Linked DNA regions of Homo sapiens: region 2 is linked to region 1. The links are chromatin loops, found by intact Hi-C in ENCODE. Cell type or tissue: CD4-positive, alpha-beta T cell. All regions are shown on one strand. Links, peaks and the distances in the headings refer to the core of each region. The heading gives the core; the rest is flanking DNA.

Region 1 (11,632 bases), core at 5,340-7,839:
CTAAATGCCCACAAGAGAAAGCAGAAAAGATCAAAAATCGACACCCTAACATCACAATTAAAAGAACTAGAAAAGCAAGAGCAAACATATTCAAAAGCTAGCAGAAGGCAAGAAATAACTAAGATCAGAGCAGAACTAAAAGAGATAGAGACACAAGAAACCCTTCAAAAAATGAATGAATCCAGAAGCTGGTTTTTTGAAAAGATCAACAAAATTGATAGACCACTAGCAAGACTAATAAAGAAGAAAAGAGAGATGAATCAAATAGATGCAATAAAAAATGATAAAGGGGATATCACCACCGATCCCACAGGAATACAAACTACCATCAGAGAATACTATAAACACCTCTATGCAAATAAACTAGAAAATCTAGAAGAAATGGATAAATTTCTGGACACATACACCCTCCCAAGACTAAACCAGGAAGAAGTGAATCCCTGAATAGACAGGCTCTGAAATTGAGGCAATAATTAATGGCCTACCAAACAAAAAAAGTCCAGGACCAGATGGATTCACAGCCGAATTCTACCAGAGGTGCAAAGAGGAGCTGGTACCATTCCTTCTGAAACTATTCCAATCAACAGAAAAAGAGGGAATCCTCCCTAACTCATTTTATGAGGCCAACATCATCCTGATACCAAAGCCTGGCAGAGACACAACAAAAAAAGAGAATTTTAGACCAATATCCCTTATGAACATCGATGCGAAAATCCTCAATAAAATACTGGCAAACCGAATCCAGCAGCACATCAAAAAGCTTATCCACCATGATCAAGTCGGCTTCATCCCTAGGATGCAAGGCTGGTTCAACATACTCAAATCAATAAACGTAATCCATCACATAAACAGAACCAATGACAAAAACCACGTTATTATCTCAATAGATGCAGAAAAGGCCTTTGACAAAATTCAACAGCGCTTCATGCTAAAAACTGTCAATAAACTAGGTGTTGATGGAATGTATCTCAAAATAATAAGCGCTATTTATGACAAACCCACAGCCAATATCATACTGAATGGGCAAAAACTGGAAGCATTCCCTTTGAAAGCAGGCACAAGACAAGGATGCCCTCTCTCACCACTCCTATTCAACATAGTGTTGGAAGTTCTGGCCAGGGCAATCAGGCAAGAGAAAGAAATAAAGGGTATTCAATTAGGAAAAGAGGAAGTCAAATTGTCCCTGTTTGCAGATGACATGATTGTATATTTAGAAAACCCCATTGTCTCAGCACAAAATCTTCTTAAGCTGATAAGCAACTTCAGAAAAGTCTCAGGATACAAAATCAATGTGCAAAAATCACAAGCATTCCTATACACTAATAACAGACAGAGAGCCAAATCATGAGTGAATTCCCATTCACAATTGCTACAAAGAGAATAAAATACCAAGGAGTCCAACTTACAAGGGATGTGAAGGACCTCTTCAAGGAGAACTACAAACCACTGCTCAATGAAATAAAAGAGGACACAAACAAATCGAAGAACATTCCATGCTCATGAATAGGAAGAATCAATATTGTGAAAATGGCCATACTGCCCAAAGTAATTTATAGATTCAATGCCATCACCATCAAGCTACCAATGACTTTCTTCGCAGAAGTGGAAAAAACTACTTTAAAGTTCATGTGGAACCAAAAAAAGAGCCCGCATAGCCAAGACAATCCTAAGCCAAAGGAACAAAGCTGGAGGCATCACGCTACCTAACTTCAAACTATACTACAAGGCTACAGTAACCAAAACAGCATGGTACTGGTACCAAAACAGATATATAGACCAATGGAACAGAGCAGAGGCCTCAGAAATAACACCACACATCTACAACCATCTGATCTTTGACAAACCTAACAAAAACAAGCAATGGGGAAAGGATTCCCTATTTAATAAGTGGTGCTGGGAAAACTGGCTAGCCATATGTAGAAAGCTGAAACTGGATCCCTTCCTTACACCTTATACAAAAATTAATTCAAGATGGAGTAAAGACTTAAATGTAAGACCTAAAACCATAAAAACCCTAGAAGAAAACCTAGGCAATCCGTTTCAGGACATAGGCATGGGCAAAGACTTCATGACTAAAACACCAAAAGCAATGGCAACAAAAGCCAAAATAGACAAATGGGATCTAATTAAACTAAAGAGCTTCTGCACAGCAAAAGAAACTACCATCAGAGTGAACAGGCAAATTACAGCATGGGAGAAAACTTTTGCAATCTACCCATCTAACAAAGGGCTAATATCCAGAATCTACAAAGAACTTAAACAAATTTACAAGAAAAAAAACCCCATAAAAAGTGGGCAAAGGATACGAACAGACACTTCTCAAAAGAAGACATTTATGCAGCCAACAGACATATGAAAAAATGCTCATCATCATTGGCCATCAGAGAAATGCAAATCAAAACCACAACAAGATACCATCTCCCGCCAGTTAGAATGGCAATCATTAAAAAGTCAGGAAACAACAGATGCTGGAGAGGATGTGGAGGAATAGGAACCCTTCTACACTGTTAGTGGGAGTGTAAATTAGTTCAACCATTGTGGAAGACAGTGTGGTGATTCCTCAAGGATCTAGAACTAGAAATACCATTTGATCCAGCGATCCCATTACTGCGTATATACCCAAAGGACTATAAATCGTGCTACTATAAAGACACATGCAAACGTATGTTTATTGCAGCACTATTCACAATAGGAAAGACTTGGAACCAACCCAAATGCCCATCAATGATAGACTGGATTAAGAAAATGTGGCACATATACAACATGGAACACTATGCAGCCATTAAAAAGGATGAGTTTATATCCTTTGCAGGGACATGGATGAAGCTGGAAACCATCATTCTCAGCAAACTATCGCAAGGACAGAAAACCAAACACCACATGCTCTCACTTATAGGTGGGAATTGAACACGAGAACACTTGGACACAGGGTGGGCAACATCACATGCCGGGGCCTCTCAGGGAGTGGGGAGCTGGGGGAGGGATAGCATTAGGAGAAATACCTAATGTAAATGACCAGTTGATGGGTGCAGCAAACCAACATGGCACATGTATACCTATGTAACAAACCTGCACGTTGTGCACATGTACCCTAGAACTTAAAGAATAATTTAAAAAAACATAGATGAATGCATTTTACTATGTGAAATAAGCCAGACCCAACAGACAACACATTATGTGATTCCATTCATATGACACCCGAAAAAGGAAAAACTGGAAGGATGGAAACTGATTAGTGGTTGACAAGAGCTGACAGAAAGAGAAGTGGTTGCTAAAAAGTAGATGCACAAGGGAACCTTAAGGGTGATGGAATGCCTTGCATGGTACTGTGTTGGTGTACATCACTCTATGCATTTGTCAAAACCCACAGAACTCTACATAACAAAGAGTGAAATTTCAAAAGTAAGAAAAGGACATGAACAGACACTTCTCAAAAGGAGATGTACAAATGGCCAATAAACATAAAAATGCTCAACATCATTAATCATCATAGAAGTGCAAATTAAAACCACATCTCACAGCAGTCAGAATGGTTATTACTAAAAAGTCAAAAAATAATAGATATTGGTGAGGGTGCAGAGAAAAGGGAACACTTATACACTGTTGGTAAGAATGTAAATTAGTTTAGCCCCTGTGGAAAGCAGTATGGAGATTTCTCAAATAACTAAAAGTAGAACTACCATTTGGTCCAGCAATCCCACTGCTGGGATTCTACCCAAAGGAAAGGAAATCACTCTACCAAAAAGACACCTACACTTGTATGTTTATTGCAGCACTATTCACAATAGCAAAGTCATGGAATCAACCTAGGCGCCCATCAATGGTGGACTGAATAAAGAAAAAATGATATATATACACCACGGAATACTGTGCAGCCATTAAAAAGAATGAAATCGTGTCCTTTGCAGCAACATGAAAGCAGCTGGAGGCCATTAACCTAACTAAGTGAATTAATACAGAAAGAAGAAACCAAATGTTCTCACTTATAAGTGGGAGCTAAACAATGCGTACTCACAGACATAAGATGAAAACTAAGTGGGAGCTAAACAATGCGTACTCACAGACATAAGATGAAAACAATAGATACTGAGGACTCCAAAAGTGGGGAGGGAGGGGGACAAAGGTTGGAAAACTACCTATCGAATACTATGTTCACTATTTGGGTAATAGGCTCAATAGTAGCCCAGGCTCTTCTCTCTCTCTGTCTCTCTCTTTTGTTGTTGTTGTTGTTGTTAATAGAGAAACAGGGTCTCACCATGTTGCCCAGGCTGGAGTGCAGTGGGTATTCACAGGTGCAATCAGTGCACTACACAGGCCAGAACTCCTAGGCTCAAGTGATCCTCCTGCCTCAGCCTCTGAGCAGCTGAGACTACACATGCATGACACTGCACCTGGTGTAGGCTCTTCTTTGAAGGAGAATCTGGAAATTACATCTCCATGTCCACTACATAGGATAGTTGATCCTGACATTTGAAGGAAGAAAGTTCACTGACACAGAAATAGGGTATAGTAGGTAGTCTCAATGATCCCTGCCTTCATTTCCTGTGAGCTTGGAATCATGACCTTCCTCCACAAATCAAGTCTTCAGATGGGACCACAGCCCCAGCCAATAGTTTGACTGTAATCTCATAAGAGACCTTGAGCTTGATGCACCCAGCTAAGCTGCACCTGGATACCTGCCCACAAAAACTGAGATGATAAATATCTGTTGTTTAAAACCACTAAGTTTTAGGGTAATTTGTTATGCAGCAATAAATTACTAACACAGGGGGCAGGGAGGGTTATGAATAGGACCCAAGCAATGTATATCTCATATCTACCTATTTCAGCCTGCAAAGCTTGGAATTCTGGAGCTCTTAACAAACAGGATGATCAATAGGCTAAGCTCCCTCAGATGTGAAGGTTTGGTTCACCCTATCAAGTAAAGGACCCAGATAGCTGATGTGCTAACTAAAGGGAAAAGGAAAAAAGAATAAATGAATAATCACGGAGGGAAGTCATATGGCTTCATGAACATAGCAGAAACAAGAACTAAAAGGACTACCTGCATTTCTTCCTTTCTGTATTATATATATTTTTATATTTTTAATTTCATTTTGCTTTTCTTTCTTCTCTCTCTCATTTACCATTGGATATAACTGTTCAAATATCCAAATGGAATAATAACAGAACTAGAGGAGGGGCTGGGCACAGTGGCTCGTGCCTGTAATCCCAGCACTTTGGGAGGCCGAGGCGGGTGATCACCTGAGGTCAGGAGTTCGAGACCAGCCTGGCCAACATGGTGAAACTCCGTCTCTACTAAAAATACAAAAATTAGCTGGGTGTGGTGGTGGGTGCCTGTAATCCCAGCTACTCGGAGGTTGAGGCAGGAGAATCTCTTGAACCTGGGAGGCGGAGGTTGCCGTGAGCCAAGATTGCACCACTGCACTCCAGCCTGGGTGACAGAGGGAGACTCCATCTCAAAGAAAAAGAGGAGGAAAATCAGTCGTTCAGTAATCCTAGACTTAAAGCTGGATGCAATAACTTAAAAGACAGTGTGGCGGCGGGGGGTGCCTGCTCTTAGAAAGAGCGTATGTTTTCTGTTGGGTAAGATACAACTGCTCCAGATCAGGTGACAACAGCTTGAGGAAATGTCAGCACAAGGAAAAGTATGTGTATGGGTATTGGGCTGTAAAGATAGTTGTCTTTTTGGCCTGTCCAGAATACCCTTACTGATAAAGATGAATCTCAAAAATCTATGGTAGGCAGGACCCCCAACTCCCAGTGAGAAGACAAAAAGAGTTGTTTCTTCTTTCTAACTGCCTGGCAGCTGGATCTCAGGCATATTGTCCAGGCTCAGGCAGTCAGACGCCACCATCTGTGTGATTGAGACAATAATGCACTCTTTCTTTGGTTCTGCCTCGTTTTCAAGTCTTCCCATTGAATCTGAGAGCAAATGGCCACCCTCTGAATAAATTCCCTTTATGCTTAAGTTATGCAGACATAGGCTTGTTGTTTCCAATAGAGAACACTGTGACTGGGTGCAGTGACTCATGCCTGTAATCCCAGAACTTTGGGAGGTGGAGGCAGGCAGATCACTTGAGGTCAGGAGTTCAGGACTACCCTGGCCAACATTGAGAAACCCCGTCTCTACTAAAAATACAAAAATTAGCCAGGTGTGGTGGCGGGCATCTGTGATCCCAGCTACTCAGGAGGCTGAGGCAGGAGAATCGCTTGAACCTGGGAGACGGAGGCTGCAGTGAGCTGAGACCACACCACTGCACTCCAGCCTGGGTGACAGAGTGAGACTCTGTCTCAAATAATAATAATAATAATAATAAATTTTTAAAATAAACCCTGTGTAATATACCCACCAAGTTATCCCCTCTCCTTCTAAGAGTGACCCAGCCTTCCCAACATGTGTTGCCTCAAACACTAGTCCAGGATGTTCTTCCCAGAAAAGGGTCCAAGACTAAATAAGTTGGTGAAATATTTCATACTGTCTACTTTTTTTTTGAGAATCATATTAAAGTTCCTGAGAAGTCCTGTGTTAAATATGTTTAACATTTTTATACCGGGGTTTCGGTATCATTTTGCTTTCACACTCTCTTCACAGATGACACTTCTCACTCTGAGAAACACTGGCCTGAATTCAAGAAAGGACGATTCAGAGAGACTGAAGTTCTCTCTGATTTCCCAGTTCTAGTTTGCTCTGTGAGATCTTGCCACTTCCCCAGATGAATCACACAAAGAATCACCACCCCCTTCACAGGAAGCCATGCTCCCCACAGAATATCATCACCCTTCTATTGAGTACTCTCTACCTTCCCCATTACGTTCAGATGCTTCCTCAGACATTTATAAAGTGTTCTATTCTGGGGTCTGTTTAGGGCTCTCTATTCTGTTTCACTGGTCTTCAAATTATCTTGATATCCCTAAACTAATAGCTGCTTTATAAAACATCTTAAAATATGGCAGGCCTCCTTCTTAACCTTTTCTTAATTAAAATTTTCTTTGCCATTTTTAACTTGCTCTTTCAAATTACCCTTTGGCAAGTCCTATTGGGATTTTAAGTGGAGTTTTAGTAAAGCTGTAAAATAACTTAGGGAGAGTTGATGTCTTTAGGATAGTTTTTATATCCACCTGCATGTGGTGTTTCTCTATTTCATTTATACCTGTCGGTCAAACTTGTTTTGGTTTTCTTCTTGTGAGCACCAACCTTTTGTTTGAAGGGAAGAAGACAACATTATTATTTGTAGATGATATGATTTTTTTACCTAAACCTGGAAGAGTTATTTAAATTGATGAGGGTTAATCTTCATATAGACAAAAATAATCCACATTAATAACTTTCCTATATACCAAAACCAGCTCATTAGAAATGGTGGATATGCAGAGAAATTGGGGGGCTTCATATATATTTAGGAACAGAATTAACAAGACTTGGTAATGGGCTTGGTGTAGAGGATGTTGGGGTGGAAGCGTCAGTGAAATATTTCAGAATTTGCCCCACTGTCACCCTGCGAGGGAAGACCATGTTGGATTATACATTCACCTTTCCATCCTAAAACCCAAATTTCTGCTTCTTGATGACACTTCTCAAGGTTTTTGACATTCCTGGTTTCAGGACTGCTGGTATGGTCTTAGCTACTTCATTCTTTTCATTTTGGTTAGCTAGTCAGCTCCTACCCCACCATTGTTCCCAGAAATCTGCCTGTAGGATTCTCTGCAGCTATTTTGCATCACTCTTCTCTGGTTGTTTTGATAAAGTGGGAAGAAAGATCCTCTGTGGGAGTTACAAAGAGGAACTGAAAAGAGGAGTGAAGATTTAGAACAATAGTAAAGGATAACAGAAGAGGAAACTCACTAAAGGCAAAGAAATGGGTGGGCAGCTCAGAGACTGCTTATTCATGGTGGTCTGTAAATGTCAAAGGCTCTCAGACACACATGGAGGTAGGCAAGGGAAATGCCAAAGCTCCCTTTCTGGGCTCACTTAAAACCTTGCAAGTTATAACCGCAGAAAAGAATATATATATATATATATATATATATATATTTATATATTTATATATTTATATTTATATAAAAATATATATAAAAGAAAATATATATGTGTATATATATAAATGTAAATATTGCTATAAAGGAATCAAATTATTGAGAAACACACCAATCAGAATTACAGACTTTTAGGGTTAAAGGTTACCGTTTACAGTACATAACAACAATCTCTGAAGTCCAGACATCTTAAAAGACTCCTTTGTAACTGGCCAGGTGCAGTGGCTCTCACTTTGGGAGGCCGAGGCGGGCAGATCACCTGGTCAGGAGTTCAAGACCAGCCTGACCAATGTTGTGAAACCCCATTTCTACTAAAAATACAAAAATTAGCCGGGCATGGTGGTAGGCACCTATAATCTCAGCTAATCGGGAGGCTGAGGCAGGAGAACCACTTGAACCTGGGAGGCAGAGGTTGCAGTGAGCTGAGATCATGCCACTGTATTCCAGCCTGGGAGGCAGAGTTAGACTCTGTCTCAAAAAAAAAAAAAAAAAAAAAAAAAAAAAGACTCCTTTGTTATGAAACAGAACAGGATTATACACCTTCAACAAGTCCCCCCACTGGGCAAAAGAGTAAAACTGATGCTCTTTGTGATTATTCTCAATATACCTCCTTCTCAGAACTTGCTTTAAATAGATCTGCTTTCCTGTAGTTTTGTGGGAAGGACTATTTCTCCTCATGTCTCTAAGATCTGTTTTATGAGCACCATTCTTAACATTAAGCCTGTTCTCAAGGTTAAGACCATTAGTCCAGAAGAAAACTCCTGAGAAACTTCAATATGAAAAGTAAAAGAGTAGAAAATAATTTTAAACAAATGGAATACGCAATTGTTCATTGGTGTTTAAAATTGGCCTCTTAGGTTTAGACACAAAACTCTGATTTGAATTTTTGCCAGTTATCATTGTGTAAATATCCCCACAATAGCTGATTTCAACTTGGCACGATGTCACCAAACACGGTTGTGAAGAGAGGCCCACAATAGGCTCCCGTAAGCCTGTAAAGGACAATGCCAGGGCACCACTGTTTTCCTCCCATGGCCAAGATCTATCCAAGTGTGTGGTTTTCCCCCAGCCTTGCTCTCCAGAAAGGAGAAGAGAGGGGTTTGCCTATAGGTTTGGGATGGAAGGACAGAGATACTAGGAGTATGACACTGTTAAATGCTACCCAGGAGACCCAGAGTAGGGAAAAGATGCAAAGGCCCCAGTATAAAATGGAAGGAATGAGCCCCAGCCCCTTAGAGGAGTCTCCGTTCTGAGAACTTATCTGTCGATTTCCACCAACTTCCGCCAACAACCTGCTGTGGCTTTTAAGTTCTGTCTGTAGACTCCAAAATGAACTGTTCCTCTTCCCTGGCCACGAGAGGCCTGGCTGCCCTCATGCCACAACTCCCTGATGTGGGCATGGCTCCTTTATGTGATTGTGGCCTATGGTCAGTTTCTCAGGAGTGGGTGATTGATAGGGAAAGCTCTGGTGCTTTCCCTGGAGCAAGAACCACCAGGACCACAAAGGCCTCATGTTTGGCCACCAGCTACCTCCCTACAAGGAACAAAAACCCTTTCCATGAGTGTAACAACTCCAGGGACCCGAGGACATTTCCTGGGTATGTGGGGAGAAATTAGATGAATAACAGCAGAGTAAAACATAAACCTGATCCCACTAGTCCTTTGCTTCAAAAGAGTCTCATTACCCTTAAAAGAAAAGAAAAATATCCTGATCATCTAACAAAACCCTTTGGGATCTGGAGCCTATCTTCACATTCCCATCTCTCACCACTCTCCTCACTGGCTTTCTTTATGTTTGGAAATATGCCAAGCCCATTTCTTCACAGGCCCTTTGCACTTGTGAATGTATATATGTAGGTATGTATGTATTTACATACATGTACATATATCTTTTCTTAGTGAACCACTTGAAAGTAAATTGCAGCATTTCAGCGTTATTTGATATTTCAGCCCTTACCTAAAAACAAACAAGGACATTCTCCCCCCATAATCCTAATACAATTACCACACCCAAGGAATTTAATGTGGATAAAATATCAAAGCCGTTATAAAAATTTACAGACCAGGCACAGTGGCTCATGCCTGTAATCCCAGCACTTTGGGAGTCCAAGGCAGGAGCATCACCTGAGTCCAGGAGTTTAAGACCAGCCTGGGCAACATAGTGAAACCTCAGCTCTACAAAAAACTAAAAAAATTTGTGGTGGTGCATGCCTATAGTCCCAGACACTGTGGAGGCTGAGGTGGGAGGATCACTTGAGCTTAGGAGGTCGAGGTTGCAGTAAGCCATGATCACACCATTGCACTTCAACCTGGGCAACAGAGAGGGGCCCTGTATCAGAAAAAAAAAATTTACAAAAACCCTTAAATTAAAATATTTACCCAAAGAAGTTAGGTTTATTTCCTGATCCCAGGATCCAATTAAAGTTCACACATGGTATTTGGTTGTCACGGCTCCTTAGTTTCCACTAATCTAGGCCAGCCTCATAACCACAACCATCACTTACACACACTCCCCTCTTTTTATCTTTCATCATATTAACATATTAAAGAGTTCATGTCCATTGCTTGTAGAATGCCCAATTCTGGACTTGTCTGATTGCTTCCTTATGATTAGACTCAGGTTGTGGTTTTCTTTTAAAATAAACTGTTAGTGCAACTTGACACCCCTCATGTGAGGGTGGTGCTGAGTAGTGGCTTAGCTGGGAACCCAGCAAGTGTGTTCCAACTGTTGCCCAACCTGGCCTCCTGGTGTCCCCTGGACTCCACAGCCCTGATGCTGCTCAGGTTTTGAACCCTCCCCCACTAGAAAAATACTGAAGAATTTTCTGTGCTCCAGAGCAAGTGCTCCAGAGCTCCTAGGACCAACTGTTTATTGCCTTTGGATAACAATGCCTGAAACACTGGAACAAACATGTTTTGACGAAGGACATGGAAACTAGGATGTACCTCTATCCAGAAGCCTCTGTGCCAGAGACCTTAATCAAGACCAAGAAGATGCCCCACTAGGCAGAGAGACTATTTACTGACAGTGTTACACCCAAGGGGTGTATATCCTTGAGGATTCCATTGTGGGACCACAGAACCAGACATGTCACCCTCACCTATAATACCAACCGCACCCAGCTGGTGTGGAGAGGATCAATGCATTTATTGAGTGAATCCTGAAAACAGAAGCTGGATGCAAATCTACTGAGATGCCCTAGGACTCCTCTAGCGGCATCTTTAAATCATCTGGGAATTTGGCTTGGCCTGGTTCAAAACTAACATGGTCAAATGAAGATTTGTGTTTCTGGCCAAGATGGAGTAACAGAGATTATGTTTACTCTCACACCTAAGATAAAACAGACAATATACAGAAAACAGTGGTTTTTAGGACACTGGACATCAGGCAATGAAGAATAGTGATCCCTGAAACAAAGGAAACAAATGAGGTAAGCTCTATGACTGCCCTAGCTTACTACCTGCAGAGTTTCCAGGCCACAGCACCAAGAGGAAGAACAGAAGGCACCAGGCAGACTCCCTGAGTTGAGAAGACAGAGCTGAGAGTCCAGGGATACCACAGTAGCTAGAGTACACAGGACAGAGCATGTAATCC
Region 2 (8,280 bases), core at 843-3,342, 150 kb after region 1:
AGGAGTTTGTATTGGAGACACGGAAGCATCAGTGAGTAACGGCACAGTAAAGTATCTCTCTCTCACTCTCTCTCTCTCTCTCTGTCTCTCTCATTTATTTACTTATTTGACATGGAGTCTTGCTCTGTTGCCCAGGCTGGAGTGCAGTGGCACAATCTCAGCTCACTGCAACCTCCGCTTCCCGGGTTCAAGCAATTCTCCTGCCTCAGCCTCCCAAGCAGCTGGTATTACAGGCATTCACCACCATGCCCAGATAATTTTTATATTTTTGTAGAGATGGAGTTTTGTCATGATGGCCAGGCTGGCCTCAAGTGATCCACCTGCCTCAGCCTCCCAAAGTGCTGGGATTACAAGCATGAGACACCACACCCAACCAGTAAAGTCTCAATTGGTATTTTTTTTTCCCTAAACATCTTCCCAGGGAAGGAGGAAACTATAAAAATATCCCCCATCCCTCTCCAGAATTGTAGATAAGGGAAACTGGAGGCCCCAAAAGGTTAAGTGCTTTCACCTTTGAACCAGCCTTGTTTTTCCAGGGCTGGGCACTTTCACTTCCCACAGTTTTAAAGCCAAAAGTAGCCTGAGAGAGGTAAGGCTGAGGATTCAAATTTCCTCCGATGGCAGGAAGAGAGAGGCCACCATTTCCTGAGAGTGGTGAGAAGTCAGGTCCACCTGACCCAACAGGACAGGGCGGGGCTCAGGGAGGATCCTTAGGCTGTGTTTGGGGAAGGAGTTACAAGGGGAGCAAACCCAGGCCTTGCCTGAAGGAGGGAAGGAAGGATAGCAGGTCCCCACACTCAATTCAAGGGACTCATTTCAAGAGTGAAAGGGTTTGGAGGTTCAAAGGTGACTGACCAGTTTGTTGATTTAAATATTGACAGGTGGCCGGGCATGGTGGCTCACATCTGTAATCCCAGCAATTTGGGCACTGAAGCAGGAGGATTGCTTGAGCCCAGGAGTTCAAGACTAGCCTGGGAAACATAGTGGGACCCCATCTCTACAAGAAATAAAAAAAATTAGCTGGGCATGGTGGCACACACTTGTGGTCCTAGCTACTTGAGAGGTGCAGGTGGGAGGATCCCTTGAGCCCAGGGGGTTGAACCTGCAATAAGCCATGTTTGCACCACTGCCCTCCAGCCTGAGTGACAGAGTGAGACCTTGTCTCCAAAAAACCCCACAAGGGCCGGGCACGATAGCTCATTCCTGTAATACCAGCACTTTGAGAGGCCGAGGCGGGTGGATCACCTGAGGTCGGGAGTTCGAGACCAGCCTGACCAACATGGAGAAACCCCCGTCTCTACTAAAAATTAAAAAAATTAGCCGGCTTGGTGGCGCATGCCTGTAATCCCAGGTACTCGGGAGGCTGAGGCAGGAGAATCACTTGAACCCAGGAGGTAGAGGTTGAGGTGAGCCAAGATCGCGCCATTGCACTACAGCCTGGGCAACAAGAGCGAAACTCCATCTCAAGGGAAAAAAAAGAAAAAGAGAGAAAAAAAAACCACACACAAATGTTACCATTTAATGTTTGTAGGGTGAAGGACCAACTCCGTATATTTCATGAGAGGGTTCTAGGGGAAACTAGTTATTTCAACATAATAGGTGTCTCTGCTTCAGAAAACAAAGACCAAATTTCTTTTCAGGTTTTTGGCTGAGATGAAGTGCAGAAAGCAATAATTGCTAGCATTTATAGTGTTCTTTCTCTGTGTCAGACACTGCTCTATGTGATTTGTATGTACTAACCTATTTAATACACACATCTAGCACAGGCGATACTATTACTGTCTCCATCACAGCTAAGAAACCAAGGCACGGAGAGGTTCAATATCTTGTCCAAAGTCATACCACTAATATTTTAAGCAGCCAGGGGTCAAACCGGGGCAGGCTGGCTCCGGAGTCCACATGGTTTTCTCTGGTCTTTCTGAGTTGAGTCACCTGACTTTGCAGTTAGGGTGATTCTGCCTGCCTTGTCATCAGGTGCCATTTGGCCAGTGGGCTGGGTCCTGCCTCATCTCCCTGCAGGCTGCCTGGTCCCCCGGGCTTTTCCTCTTCTCCCCTGCCTTTATCCTTGCAGGAACAAATGAATACACCTCAGGGTTCTGGCTTTGACCACCCCTGGTCCCCTCCACTGTCTTCACCCACTCCCCTTCTCATTCTAACAGACTTACACATTCACTATGCCTGAGGCCAAGGACATCCTTAGTAGGATCTGTGGTCCCAGTGGTCCACCCACACGCTGGGGACCTGCACATCCCCAGGGGCTAGGAAGGTGCGGGGAGGTGGAAGTAGGAGGCGGTACGGCCGGAAGTCGGCCGCCAAAGTTCCCCTTGCCGGGCTGTGTTGGCTGCTGCCCTCTAGTGGCGACCAGAGGAGCTGGCGAGGACCGAAGCCAGGTTCATCGCTTATGGAAAGCAGTTTTGAGAGACAGTGGGGACCCCACTACCCGACTCATGAAGGCCAGGTGGGCAGGCCCCGAGAGTACACACAGCCGACACCCACCCACCACACACACACAGTACACAAAATTGTAGACAGGGTCCACCTCGGCATCAGGGCTCCTGCTGCCCCGGCATGGTCTGGCTACAGACGATGGTTGTTGTGTGAGAGACTGTGAGAGACACTGTGAAATCAGACATGGCAGAGACAGGCCTGGAGGCCCAGGGCCCTCCCTCTGCCTAGTCTTCTCCTCCCCCGGTGTGGCTCTTACCTGGACCTGAACTCCTTCCCCACCAGCTCCCCAGGCCTCCCAGGAGCACAGCTTTGGGGTAGGAAGAGCTGAGGAGAGAGGTTACCGCCCGCCCCACTGCACCCTAACACATGCCATCCACCACACGATGTCCCCTCTTTAAGGTGCCACATGCTGGGGGAAATTTTTCCTGTGATGGCCCCTGTAGTTGGCAGGTGTGTTGCTTGGCACCCCACCTCTAAGATCTTGGTTCTGCAGCCGGCTAGCAAGACCAAAATTCTAGTGAGAGACAAACTACAATGAAAAACAATGACCCCTGCTATGTCCACATAATCTATGTGTCTAGGGAAGCTAGGCCTCCCAACCTGGTTTCTACACGGTGCCTGTGCCTCACCCAAGCAGCTGCCACACAGTCCTGGCACCCCCCCATCCCTGTCACATGCCTGCGGCCCCAACTCAGGTGGCTGGATTAAAGAGCTTCCTAGTGACAAGTCCTCAAAGGGCACTATTAATTGCCTCAGCATTGTCTTCAGCTAAACCACTAGAGGATAAAGGGCAGGGGGTGGGGCGGGGGTGAAGGGGTGGGGCTGGGGAACGACAAGAAGGAACGGGTGGGGAGGGAAGCACACACACACATGCACACACACACACACATGCATGCACACACATGCAGCAGAGCCCCTGAGCAGGGCTGCTCTAGTCCCATAGCCTGGGGCGCAGGGAGGCGGGCAGCTGGCTGATGAAAGTCCAGCCTCCCTGGGCTAGCAGCTCCTCTCCTGAGGCAGCCCCATTAGCCAGGACAGCAGAAAGCCATTCACGGTCACTCCTGTCATTAGCATAACGCGGATCACTGGAATCTCGGCTGAAGTGTCTCTCTGTCTTTATCCAAGCAGCTCCAGGGGGTCCTCCCATGACAGGAATTCCTGATGAGAAGAAAAGGTGCAGCTCTCTCTGACAAGCTGGCTCCTCTCCTCAGAAAAAAGAAAGAAACAAAGAGAAGAGGATGACATTGAATGTATCAGAGAACTAAGAAACTTCTGCCAGCCTGAGCAACTTCTCCAGCCAGGGCGACAGAGCAAGACCATGTCTCAAAAAAACAAACAAATGAAAAAAGAAATTTCTGGATGAGGAGGATGCTAGCTCTACATTCCACTTCACAACCAGGCCCTACATCAGCCTATATTTGAATACCATGGCAATTCACTACCCCACGATCTGTGAGGAAATTTTTCCTTACACTAAACAGATTGGTCCAGTTTCCACACTTGGGACTGCCAGAAAAAGCCTATATATCTAATATAATTTATTATAAATAGATGATATTTGTTGGACATGTCTTTTGCCAGGGACTGGGTTAGGTCCTTTATACACTCTCTTGTTTAACACCCACAATAATTCTATAAAGTAGATATTATTATTATTATTATTATTATTATTATTATTGAGACAGAGTCGCTCTGTCACCCAGGCTGGAGCGCAGTAGCATGATCACGGCTCACTGCAGTGTTGACATTCCCAGGCTCAGGTGATTCTCCTACCTCAGCCTCCTGAGAAGCTGGGACTACAGGAGTATGCCACCATGCCTGGCTGATTTTTGTATTTTTTCATAAAGACAAGATTTTGCCATGTTTCCCAGGCTGGTCTTGAACTCCTGGGGCTCAAGCAATCTGCCTACATCGGCCTCCCAAAGTGCTGGAATTACAGGCATTAGCCACCACACCCAGCCAAAATAGGTACCCATTAGATCCATTTTACAGAGGAGGAATCTGAGGCACAGAGAAGTTAAGTAGCAGCTAGCAAGTCCCAGGTAGGGCAATCCATACTAGTATACTCATGACACTGGACTTTCAGTGCTAACGCCAGGAAAGCCACTGGCATACTGGGACAAGTTGGTCACCCCAGGCCCCAGTCTTCCTGGCAATAGCATCCACATGCTTACCCACTGAAATACACTGCCTTGGAACGTCCACTCTTCAAATGTTTCTCACACGCACACGCACGCAGACACACACACACAATGCCCCCAAGTCTTCTTCTGGACCATGTCTCACCTTTTCACAGCCATTCTTCATTTAAGACAAGTGCCAGTCCCTTTGCCAGCCTCCTCCCTCTCTCGCCAGTGTTTCCTGGGCAGCATGTCCATCCCTCCTGGTGCAGCTTCCCCCAGGTCTTGTGCAGAGTCAGAGTCAGATGCTGACAATCAAGGGGACCATGTCCATAGGTTGAGGGTTTGTGCCCGAAGTCCTATTTTCCTTTTTTCCTTCCCAGCAGAGCCTCTATTTTGTTTAGAGCAGCAGTGTGCCCTGCTTTTAAAAAAACAAACACAAAATAGAACAACTCTCCATATCACCCTCAGCCCAACCACTGGAGGAGGAAGGTCTGATTCTGGGGCAGTGGGTGGTGGCGGGAGGAGGAAAATGCACAGTGAATCTCAAATCCAAAGAACACGTTAGGATGGTCTCCCTCGGGGGTCCCTCCATGCCTTGGCATTCTCCACTCCACCCAGACAGAGGGGAGAGAGCTGGGCGCTATCTTCTCTTTCTGTGGGGTTCTTGCCTCAGACACAGAATCCCCCATCACGCATTACCACTTGCCCACCTCTCCACCTGAAAAACACCCACCCATTTTTCAAAGCCCAGTTCAAATATTTCCTGAGTAGGCCATGGAGTGTCCTCATCTCTGTGTCCACAGTTCCCAGCACAGGTCCTGGCATGAAGAGGTACGTGAGGTGGGCAGGAGTTATCCTGCCTATGGGGATGGCCTCTGCAGCCATATTTCTGCCAAGTCACCCTCCCTCCGTTAGAGGTGGAGATCCTTGACCCAAGCTGGCTAAATGGGCTTTTTCCCACAACTGGAGAGTGGACATGAGTGAGGCCAGATTGGCCTGTGTGCAGTGTGTGGCACTGAGCCATCTCGATGGCAGCTTGTGAGCCCCGTGGTGGACATTTATGCCACGTGGCAATGACAGAGGAAGCCAGTCTATGGTGAAAAGGCCCTAGCTGATGCTTGTGAGGAGGGTACAGTCAGTGGGGTGTGGCCTCAGCCTTACAGACCCTTCCGGTTCTGGCTGCTCCCAGCACCCTTGGGTTCTTTGAGGCACTACTGAGTTTCTATTTCTTGCAACTCAAGTGTCCTAACTGCTCCAGAAGAGGAGGTTCCCAGGGGTCAACAGATGCTGATCCAGAGTCTGGGCCCTGCCTGTCCCACAGCCAGCCATACCGATGTCCCCTTGTTGTCCCCTAACTCCCAGTCTGGTAGCTCTCATCTGTGGCCGTTCATTGTAGTTAACTCAGACAGTTTGAATCAGACTCTCTAGGACGGGCTCCAGCATCAGCAGCTCTTCAAGTCAGCCTGCTTCCACAGGGCCACGTCCCATTTCTTCAGGGCTTCCACAGGGCAGCCAGGATGGAACACAGCCCTAGAGAAGGAGAAGCACAGGAGAACACTGGGCCACTAGAGTCCTGAGCACCAACACCCACCTTCTCCTATGCATAGCTACAGAGATGACGGCGGTGGAGGGGGCTGCAAGTGAGGCCAGCCCTGCCCAGCCTGCCCTTCCTCCTAATCCTACCCAGCAAAGGTGAGCCCTGGAGCTGTCTTGGTCCCACCCACCACTCGCATGCATGACACATTGGAATTACAGGTGTGAGCCACCAGACACAGCCAAAATAGGTATCCATTAGATCCATTTTACAGAGGAGGAATCTGAGGCACAGAGAAGTTAGGTAGCAGCTAGCAAGTCCCAGGTAGGGCAATCCATACTAGTGTACTCATGACACTGGACTTTCAGTGCTTAAGCCAGGAAAGCCACTGGCATACTGGGACAAGTTGGTCACCCCAGGCCCCAGTCTTCCTGGCAACAGCATCCACATGCTTACCCACTGAAATACACTGCCTCGGAACGTCCACTCTTCAAATGTTTCTCACATGCACACGCATGCAGGCACACACACACACACACAGCCCCCAAGTCTTCTTCCAGACCATGTCTTATCACAGCCATTCTTTGTATGAGACAAGTGTCAATCCCTTTGCCAGCCTCCTCTCTTTTTTGCCAGCATTTCCTGGGCAGCATGTCCGTCCCTCCTGGTGCAGCTCCCCCCAGGTCTTGCACAGGCTCAGAGTCAGCCATGACACTCTGAGTCATAGCTCTGAAACTCTGAAGAGCCCTGTCCATCCCGTGTCCCTGCCTCCTGCGCAAACCCCTCCTCCATGCCACCCGTGATCACTCCACGCGCCCTTCCTGCCCCTTCTCTCTGCCTATCCAGTTATCAGTCTTTCAAGACCTAGGTAACATCCCTGCCTCCAGGAAGCCTTCCCAACTGCTCCAGTCCATTCTAACCTTTTCTCCTCTAGCTTCCTCTTTGCACCCAGCATTCACTGTCCTCATGGGACATACTCACTGACTCCCTGTGACTTCTCTTGCTTCTTATCTGACTTTCCAGGCCTTTAAAACCTTGCCTCACTGACCAGTCTGTGAGACCCTTGTCTGCTCACCACACCCTGGCCAAATATTGAGCCAGACATGAGGGAGATGCTCAGGAGTCGATGCACCAGTGGATGCCCCCACCCCACTTTCCCACTTCCCCAGTCTGGAATGGGGAATGAGGGGCCCATCCTAAGAAGGGTCCTTGGAGAATCAGGTTGGATAGGAGCAGGCGCCCTCTCTCTCTCACACACACACAACTGCGGCTGATGGCACCAGTTGATGGCAGAGGGATGGGAGAGGCTAGATTACCTCTTAATTTCATCCCAAACCTGAAATCTCCGAGCCCAGCACAGCAGATCAGCTTCCTGTGGCAGCCATACTGCCTGTCCCACCCAAGCTGCCTGTCTTTACTCACCAGCACTCTCCATGCACCTTCAGGGGGAGGGGGCTGGGGGTGGGCAATGGTAGTGATGTGAGTCTGAAACCACAGCCAGAGACCAGTAAGAGACCAAAATCAATGTGTGACTAATTTTAGGGCTGCTGCCTTGACTGGCTGCATGTAGTGTGTGTGTGTGTGTGTGTGTGTGTCTGTGTGTCTGTGTGTCTGTGTGTGTGTAATGACAGTGAAGACAAAGCTAATTGCAAACCTCTGCCAGCCAACGGCAGCAGAATTGCATCTCCCGAGACCTTCTTGAGTCTCCTTGCCATCCCCATATGCAGTGTTGGTGAGAGCTGAGCAGGCAGCTTCTCCCCAGAGAGCCTCAGGGCAAGGCTGGGGAACAGAGTGTTATAGACGTCAGAGGCTGACAGGCACAAACCTCGGCACATCTCACACACAGAAAGGCACATACAAGAGAGGCCCCCTGCAGCTGGCAGTGCAGGGGTCCCAGGGAGTGCACAGGTAAACATGGGGCACATGAGGACTCACTCACAGACACTCAAGCAAGCAGGAAGGTACCAGACCAACCTAGACACCAAATACACACAGGTACCAGGCCCACAGACACAGCTTCACACCTGACATCCTCCTGAGACACCCAAATTAATCTTCCTCAGTCAAAGGCAGCCTTTGGCCGGTTTGGTGCAGTGACAACAGTTTGTCATACCCATCTCACCTCCCTTTCTTTGCATCTACCCAGTTTTTTTGAGGTCCCCTGAAGCGGGGCCA

Evidence for each region. A loop is a pair of places that touch in the nucleus more often than their neighbours do. Peaks named below come from ENCODE experiments on the same cell type or tissue, not always from the same donor. Only the 100,000 strongest peaks of a DNase experiment are listed, where the experiment ranks them.
Region 2: it touches region 1 in a loop (3.0-fold over the local background); 4 of 110 quality-filtered maps call a loop at or near these places.

Annotation. Positions count from the first base shown.
Region 1 is chr2:70,845,202-70,856,833 of GRCh38, forward strand. No RefSeq gene overlaps it. Among named protein-coding and RNA genes, the nearest start is that of CD207, 15 kb to the left of the region's middle. In CD4-positive, alpha-beta T cell, for the core only: no CTCF peak of the experiment used is centred there; a DNase peak (open chromatin) is centred at 6,720.
Region 2 is chr2:70,998,935-71,007,214 of GRCh38, forward strand. LOC105374796 (a long non-coding RNA gene) reads left to right here and starts at 2,324. Exons shown (of 2, transcript XR_940232.3): 1 at 2,324-2,458; 2 at 3,577-4,000. RefSeq lists an enhancer at 1,874-2,826. In CD4-positive, alpha-beta T cell, for the core only: CTCF peaks have their summits at 2,374 (motif pointing left) and 2,573; a DNase peak (open chromatin) is centred at 2,327; H3K4me3 peaks cover 636 bases.